Linked DNA regions of Mus musculus: region 2 is linked to region 1. The links are chromatin contacts, found by Hi-C or POLR2A ChIA-PET in ENCODE. All regions are on one chromosome and are shown on one strand. The core of a region is the stretch at or near the end of the contact, and the rest is flanking DNA. Distances in the headings are between cores, read along the strand shown. Region 1 holds the start of Rxrb (retinoid X receptor beta). Region 2 holds the start of AA388235 (expressed sequence AA388235).

What was found. A loop is a pair of places that touch in the nucleus more often than their neighbours do. ChIA-PET counts read pairs that join two places held with the same protein, here RNA polymerase II (POLR2A).
Region 2: POLR2A ChIA-PET joins it to region 1 with 14 read pairs in embryonic stem cell. The contact joins the promoter of AA388235 here to the promoter of Rxrb in region 1. A Hi-C loop is called at or near these places in 1 of 37 maps with a recorded cell type or tissue (T-helper 2 cell). POLR2A ChIA-PET finds 5 or more read pairs at or near these places in 4 of 5 experiments (Patski and embryonic stem cell).

Annotation. Positions count from the first base shown.
Region 1 is chr17:34,029,740-34,033,397 of GRCm38, forward strand. It overlaps Rxrb (retinoid X receptor beta), which reads left to right and starts at 2,073. Exons shown (of 10, transcript NM_011306.4): 1 at 2,073-2,484; 2 at 3,088-3,305. The coding sequence starts at 2,259. Slc39a7 (solute carrier family 39 (zinc transporter), member 7) reads right to left here and starts at 1,951. Exons shown (of 7, transcript NM_008202.2): 1 at 1,085-1,951; 2 at 827-995; 3 at 629-682; 4 at 351-515; 5 at 107-244. The coding sequence starts at 1,519.
Region 2 is chr17:33,979,921-33,983,864 of GRCm38, forward strand. AA388235 (expressed sequence AA388235) reads left to right here and starts at 1,572. Exons shown (of 1, transcript NR_033305.1): 1 at 1,572-3,944.

The DNA of each region.
Region 1 (3,658 bases), core at 823-3,322:
GGGTGTCCATCAAGCCGGTTCACATACAGCCCCCCCCTCGCCCCCATTTCCTAGACTCCCACCGTCACCCACACACCCACAGCCAACCCATCAGCTCATCCCTTACCTGAGCCTGCTTTTTCTTCTTCAGGGCTCTGAGGTTTCACCGGGCCATCTCTGGGCCCAGTGTTTCCTCCTCTCCTTTTCCGCAACCCGCCCACTTCCTTCTCTTCCTCTGTGCTGGGCTTTTCCTTTGAAGAACACTCTGAGGGAGAACAGGAGTTGATCAGAGTGGGGAACAGAGCTTTCGCATGTGTCCTGCTCCACAGGGTGACCCTGAGTGTGTTACAGAGCAGGCAACGCGGGCTCACCATGTCTATCTCCATGGGTGTGACTGTCTCCATGCGCATGCCTGTCTCCGTGTCCGTGACTGTGTCCATGTCCTCCTTTCACGTGTCTCACAAATTTCTCCACCACGAGGAAGGCGACAATCCCACTGAGAACCCACAGCCCCACAGAGAGAATGGGGCCCTGGCCTGGAACGGAGGCAGTAAAGCATGAAGGGAGACGCAGACTCAAGTGTAAGAGGCGAAGCATGGGAATGGAGAGGTTGCCCTTTCCCAGCACACCAGTCCCTGGTTTTTCTCACCACTGTGGGAGTGTCCATGTCCAGGCTGCTCTGGAGCGTGGTGAGAATGAGGTTCTGCGGGAAGTGGGAGAAAAGGCTTGATGAGGGAATGCCTGGCTCAGGGGATGTGTGTTTGAAGACAACCGGAAAATCTGGGATCATTAAAGAGAAAGAACAAAACCGCTTAAGCCTTTGAGGCGGAGCCCACAAGTTACTTACCCAAGGCATGCGGGATGAGGTGGAGGAACGCATCACCCAGGAGCCCCCCGGAAGCAAAACTGAGCAGGATCTGGAGCAGAGAGCGGTGCCTGGGAGAGTTAGATTCTACTGGGATGAGGAACAGCACGAAGAACGGAGCTGCGGAGATCAGCACTGTGGCCCCCAGTGCCTGGTGGAGAAGCACAATCAGAAGGCAAAGATGGAGCTTCCCACCGATTAAGAACCAGTCCCTCTTCCCCACATCCCCTGGCGACTCACGTAGGCCCAGAGGGTGACAGTGTCCAGGTGGTGTTTGATGCCTGGAGCCCCAGCCTCCCTAGAAGTCCCATGGCTATGTTCACGATGGGCATGTCCATGTCCTCCGTGGTGGAGGCTATCGTGGGAGTGGCCATGGCTATGGCCATGGTGTAATTCCTCACGTGAGTGTCCATGGTCGTGGCTGTGGGCATGCCCATGCCAGATGCTTTCATGAGTGTGGCCGTGGCCATGGTGGAAATCTTCATGCGAGTGCCCGTGGCTGTGGCCATGGTGGAAATCTTCATGTGAGTGCCCGTGACTGTGGCCATGGAAGTCCTCTTCCACATCTTTGTGCAGGTCACCATGACCCTCGTGTCCGGCCACCAGCAGCCCCAAAGCCGCCCAGGTCAGCAGTCCCACAGCCACCCAGTGGGGGGCCCGCAGGCCCATGGTCATCACGCTGACCGGAGGAACAAGAGACGACTCGACTTGACTCTCAATCTACCTATTCGGGATCCGCGTCCCTTGAAGCCCTTCCTCTATACTACTTGCTCCGCTCTTACATTGTCCCCAAGGCCGGTCCACCTCATCCCCAACACCCTTCCTGGATGCAGCCCCCCACCCCCGACACCGCTCTAGCCTTTGATCAGCAACTTTACGGTCTCTCTGGGCCCGCGTCTCTATGGCCCACTGGTTGGGGTAAAGGCCTGGAAAGCGCCGTAAGGGAGCAGCAGGGACCTCTCACCGGCTCCGGGATCCTCTCGGTTCTCGGTTTGCTGGGACGTGGCACTCACGCCTCGAGCTCCCGCGAGATCCGGAAGCTCCCTTTCTTGCCTGCGCCCCGATACCTTTACCAACATGGCGGCGCCCCGAGGGCGGCGCGGCCACGGCGTCAGGACGCATGCGCAGAGCTGGGGGGTTATCCGAGGGGACGGCGGGCTGGCGGGCACCGCCTCCTCCGTTTCCACCTCGGCGAAGGGGCGGGAGCTCAAGGCGAGACTTCCCGTCTGTACAAAGATGGCGGCCGCGCCGGTGCTGTCATCTCAGTGCCGAGCCGAGCGCGGCTCTTGAGTCGCGCTGCCACAGGCCGCGGCCTGCTCGCCTCCGCGGCTTCGTCGCGGCCCCCGAGTCCCCCGCTGTCCCCCCTGCGCGTCCCTGGCGCCTCTCCGGCTTCCCCGCCCTCGGCCCGGGCGTCATGTCTTGGGCCACTCGTCCGCCCTTCCTCCCGCCGCGGCATGCCGCGGGGCAGTGTGGGCCGGTGGGGGTGAGAAAAGAGATGCATTGTGGGGTCGCGTCCCGGTGGCGGCGGCGGCGGCCCTGGCTGGATCCCGCGGCGGCGGCGGCGGCGGCCGGAGAGCAGCAAGCCCTGGAGCCGGAGCCGGGGGAGGCTGGCCGGGACGGGATGGGCGACAGCGGGCGGGGTGAGTGTCCCGTGGGCCCGGGCCGGCGCCCCTCGCGCCCCCTCCCCGCGCTCCCGCCCCCTTGTTTGTAAACACGCGCCCTCGACGTCCCGAGGCCCAGCGCCCTCCCCCGGGGCGGGGCGCGGCGGGGGAGCTTCCGCCCTTCAGGTTCGGGCCCGCGGCGGGGCCTGCGTGCGCGGTCTCGGGCGTGGGAAGGACACCGTTCCCCGTGGGCTGGAGGACTCTGGGCATTCGAAGGCTGAGCTTACGCTCTGGGACCGGGTATTTCTGCCATACTCTTTGCCCCGAATGTTCTAAGTTGGGGTTGGACGAGGGGTTCGCTGCTACACCTCCACGTGCTGCTTCACAGCCCCCCCTCCCGAGGTCAGCTTGGGATGACCCAGTAGCCCCGCCTGACCTGCCTCCCTTTTTGTCAACCGCCTCCTCTCACGACTATTAGAAGTGAAATTGTTGTTTGGCCACTTGGTATTTCTGAACTCCAGGGTTGCGGGCTGTGGTGGGTCAGGGAGAATTAAAGTGTCCATTTGGATGATCAAAAGGCTCACTTTCTCTTCTTGTCTCTCCTGTCCGTGTGTGTCTGCCTTGTACGTACCCACTTCTCAGATTCCCGAAGCCCAGACAGCTCCTCCCCAAATCCCCTTTCTCAGGGGATCCGTCCGTCTTCTCCTCCTGGCCCACCTCTTACCCCTTCAGCACCTCCACCTCCAATGCCACCCCCGCCACTGGGCTCCCCCTTCCCAGTCATCAGTTCTTCCATGGGGTCCCCTGGTCTGCCCCCTCCGGCTCCCCCAGGATTCTCCGGGCCTGTCAGCAGCCCTCAGGTGAGAGAGAGGTTGTGGCCTGCTTATTGCCACTGTGCCTTCAGTTCCTTGTTCTCAACTTCTCACCCCCACTCCCCATCTTTGGGTGAACTTCCCCAAAACCCGTTGATCTTTCTAGTTCTCTAATCATAGCAAGCCTGTGGTCTCGGACCCCTTGCTCTTCCTGAAGGGGGTGGTCTGTGGGGGTGCATGCTTCATCAGCTCTGTTTTGAAAACAAACCCTAAGCCTGCAGGGAATATTTTTGATGTCCTGTTCAGCTCACGGTGGCTTTGCTGCCCTTTTCGCTTCAATATGCCTGCCCTTCTAAGACCTGTGCCCTTCAGGGCCACTGTAGCACAATTACAGAAGGGTG
Region 2 (3,944 bases), core at 322-2,821, 50 kb before region 1:
ACCTGACCTCTCCCCCGTTTCCCTGAGAACTTGATGCTCTTAGGTTTCATCCTGACTAGGGAAGCAACTGGCCTTAAGCAGCTCCACAGAAGGATCTGTCTCTGTTACTTTTCTTCTGTTTTATCCTGTTTTTATAAGGCAAGGTGGGTCTCCACAGATGACCATGTTCATCAGGCTGGCCTTGAACTCACAGAGTTCGCCTGTCTGCTGGGATTAATGGCCTGTGTCATCACACTTGGCTTTCGTTACTTTTCTACGACTATAAGACGTTGGGACCCCATCAAGTTGTGAATGTTTTTAATCTGTTCTCTACTTTCAGAGAATGTGAATCCATGACGGCAGAGGAAAGACATGGTACAAGAACAGTGTAAGCTCACACATCTATCTGCATACCAAAGGAGAGACACTGGGAACAGTGGGAGTCGCTCCTCCCCACCCTCCCATCAGTGCTTCATTGGCTTGCTCTCTCATGAGGTCACAGCTCAGTGGGTCAGCCATGTCCCTGCACTCACACTGGTCCTTGCTGTCTTCTGAGAGCACTGTCAGAAAGCACAGGTGTCGATCACACGTTGGCTTGTTCCAGTGGCAGTCGAGAGTTGTAGGCGTAGGACACAGTGTTCAAGGCGTCCTTGTAACGGTCCATGCATATGGTGATGCATTCCTGCTCAGAGTTGTCCAAGGAGCCCCAGGCTTCCTGATGCACTTCCTGAAACGCCTGTCAGTCATCTTGAGCAGCTCCTGCTCATGCGCAATGGCGGTCTGCACGTTCACCTGCTCTATAATGGTCCCTGGTCCAGCTTTCCGCAACCTACGCCATTAAAGTCCAGCCAGACCACAGGCACAGCCAAACGCAGGTGCCTGGAGCCTGGAAATGTTTAAAACCTCAATGCCCAGCCCAGTGACACTTCTCCAACCAAGCCACACCTCCAATCTTTCTCAAGAGTTCCATCTGCTGGATATGAAGGATTCATTCCTATGAGCCCGTGTGGCTGTTCTCATTCAAACCAGCATAGCGTTCACTATGAAATGGAAGAGACCAGCAGGGTTCTGCAGATGTGTCCAGTGCAATCTGACAGAGATACCCTCCAACAGGGGACTCTGCGGAGTTAGGTCTCCCCCTTTGCCTCTGTCCCCTCCTGCTCAGCCCCTCTCTGTCTCTGTCCTCAGGCCTCTCCCCATCAGTGCCCAGCTCCCCTCCCTCCTGAGCTATGCACTGACACTGTCTCTTCCTGGGCCTCTAGTTTCTCTCATGTGCTCAGCAGCAGGCTGTGGATCAGCTGTGTGGTTTTGATGTGAACATTCCAGTGGTGGCTGGAGAGATGGCTCAGAGCTGAGAGCACGTGTTCCTTGTTGGGAGCCGCCCCACATTCGCTGTCACAAGGTGGCGCTGACATCCTGTGTTCTAAGTGGTAAACAAATAATCTGCGCATGTGCCAGGGTACTCCTCCCCCCATGTACTCTGCCTTCCCCGTGACTACAACTCGGCCATGGGCTGCAGCCAATCAGGGAGTGATGCATCCTAGCAAAAATATAGTTCTCCTTAAAGAGGGAGGGGGTTTCCGCCATCTCTCTCTCGCTGGCATCTCTCTGGCTCTGCGCGCCTTGCGCTCTCTCGCTGCCTAAAGATGTAACAATAGGACTCGGCGCTCTGGCGCGCCCTCGCTCTCCCGCGCGCTCTGGCGCTCTGGCCCCATAAAGATGTAAGCAATAAAGCTTTGCCGCAGAAGATTCTGGTTGTTGTGTTCTTCCTGGCCGGGTGTGAGAGAACGCGTTTGTAACAGTTCCTGTTGCAGAGGATCCAGGGTGAGTTCCATCAGCACATGGTGGCTGTCAACCATCTGCAACTTCAGTTCCCAGGGATCGAATGCTAGTGCTAGTGCACATACATATTCACATACAAAAATGATTACATCTCATGACAATAAAATTTTAAAAATATGATTTGAAAAATACTCCTTCTCTTTCTCCTACACATCCAGAGTGTGAGGACAGGAGTGGAGGGCACAGGAATGTTTGGACATCACTGTCCCACCAGCCAATGAAGAGCGCTCTGTAACAGGACAGGAAAAGATGGTTGAAATAGAGTGTATTGAAATGACAATTTGTCAAAAAGCATAAAATTAAAAATACAGATGATATTTCATTTTATGAACCTACCATGCCCAGTGGGTCACAGCCTCATCCCAGGAAGAAGACACAGTGTGTGCTCATCTTTGCACTTGAGCTGATGTGAGTTTTTGATTCCCTATGAACAAGATAAATTCGACTCAGACGTTTGAATGCTAATTTGTAACAGCCCATGACATCCCAACATCCAGAGCATTCCTGCAGAGAAAGGTGTCCCCTTTCCCATCTTCCCTCCCACTGCAGACCCTCCAGAGTCTCACCTGTTGAAGATGAAAGAGAAGCATCGCATTCTTGGGCAACAGCGCCGCCTGGTGGAAGAAACAAAGAGGACAGCGTCTGAACCCACAGAGCTGAGGGTAAAGGGGATCCAGGCTGCTGAGCTGCCCCAGGGCCTCCTTCCTATCTGCACTTCTCCAGGGCTCTCAGGTCTCAGGCCGCCCTGCTCTCATCAAACTACATCCAGAAGAACTTTACGTGCTTTTCCAGCCGTGGGAAGAAAACTCCCTGTAAGAGGGGAGGCAGGAGGCAGAGCCATGGGTGCTAAAAGGAGCTGCAAAGCCCCAGAGAGCAGTTCCAGAACTCGGACAGGGACCATGGTGATGATTCTTTGATGTCAGCTACATGTGGGGTTAACTAAAACCTCAAAATGGAGGGCAGCATCTGTGAGGTGTTTTTGCTTAATTTGAAGTGTGAAAATCAATTTCTGATCCTTTTCTTTGAGGTAGGAAGACACAGGTGTAAACCAGAATATTTGAGCAGGAGCCCCTCCCACTTTTTGCTCTGGGCCATGACTTCTGCTGGAAGCCTACATGAAGACCTGGAAGAAGGAAAGGCTTGCTCTGTGTCTGCTTGCTCTTCTGGTTTCTACAGTTGCTGATTCAGGCATGGTGTTTCCCTACTGAGAGGACTGGACTGTACCTGCTGGTTCCTGTATGGGGTCTGCTGGCCAAGAAGTCTGGACTGAAGCTGTTGATTCGTATTTGGTGTTTGCCATGGGACTGAACTGCTGACAAAGAAAATTGAGCTTGCCCCCCAAAAGCTATTGTTAAACAGGTCCACTTCCCCCATATCTAAATAACTTTTCTCTTCCACTACCTCTTCTGGATTGTGAGCAAAAGGAGAGGCTAAACATTTTGTTATTATTATTTATTATTATTACCATTATTATTATTATTAAAACTATCTTTCTTTCTCCCCCTCTTTCTTTCTTTCTTTCTTTCTTTCTTTCTTTCTTTCTTTCTTTCTCTCTCTCTCTCTTTCTTTCTTTTTTCGAGACAGGGTTCTCTGTATAGCCCTGACTGTCCTGGAACTCACTTTGTAGACCAGCTGGCCTCAAACTCAGACGTCTGCCTGCCTCTGCCTCCCAAGGGCTTGGATTAAAGGCGTGTGCCACCAATGCCTGGCCAGATAGTAGAGAAAGAACGACTGAGAGAAAAAGAGAGAGAGAAACCCCAGAATCTAATCTCCTTCCCTTTGTTTGCTCCATGACCAGAACCTTTAAGATCTTGTGACCACTGCTACTTATTCTACACCCACTCAACAACCACATACCTACCACCCCACTCTTGGGAATGAGGGCTTAGTGTGTATAAAATTGTTTCCCGCTTTCTGGGAATGATGATATCTCTCAGGGGCACCAAGGCAATGAGGATAATGGTCAAGTCCTAAGAAAGCAAGCTGTAACATTTGCTGTGCATTCGCTGTGTGCTAGGAAGGTGCAGGGCTTAGCTGAATCCTTGGGTGGGGCAGTCTTTGAGGCTGCAAGATTAGCTATTTTGAAGTTGTTCTGGATGCATAATTTTGAGGGGCCAGCCATT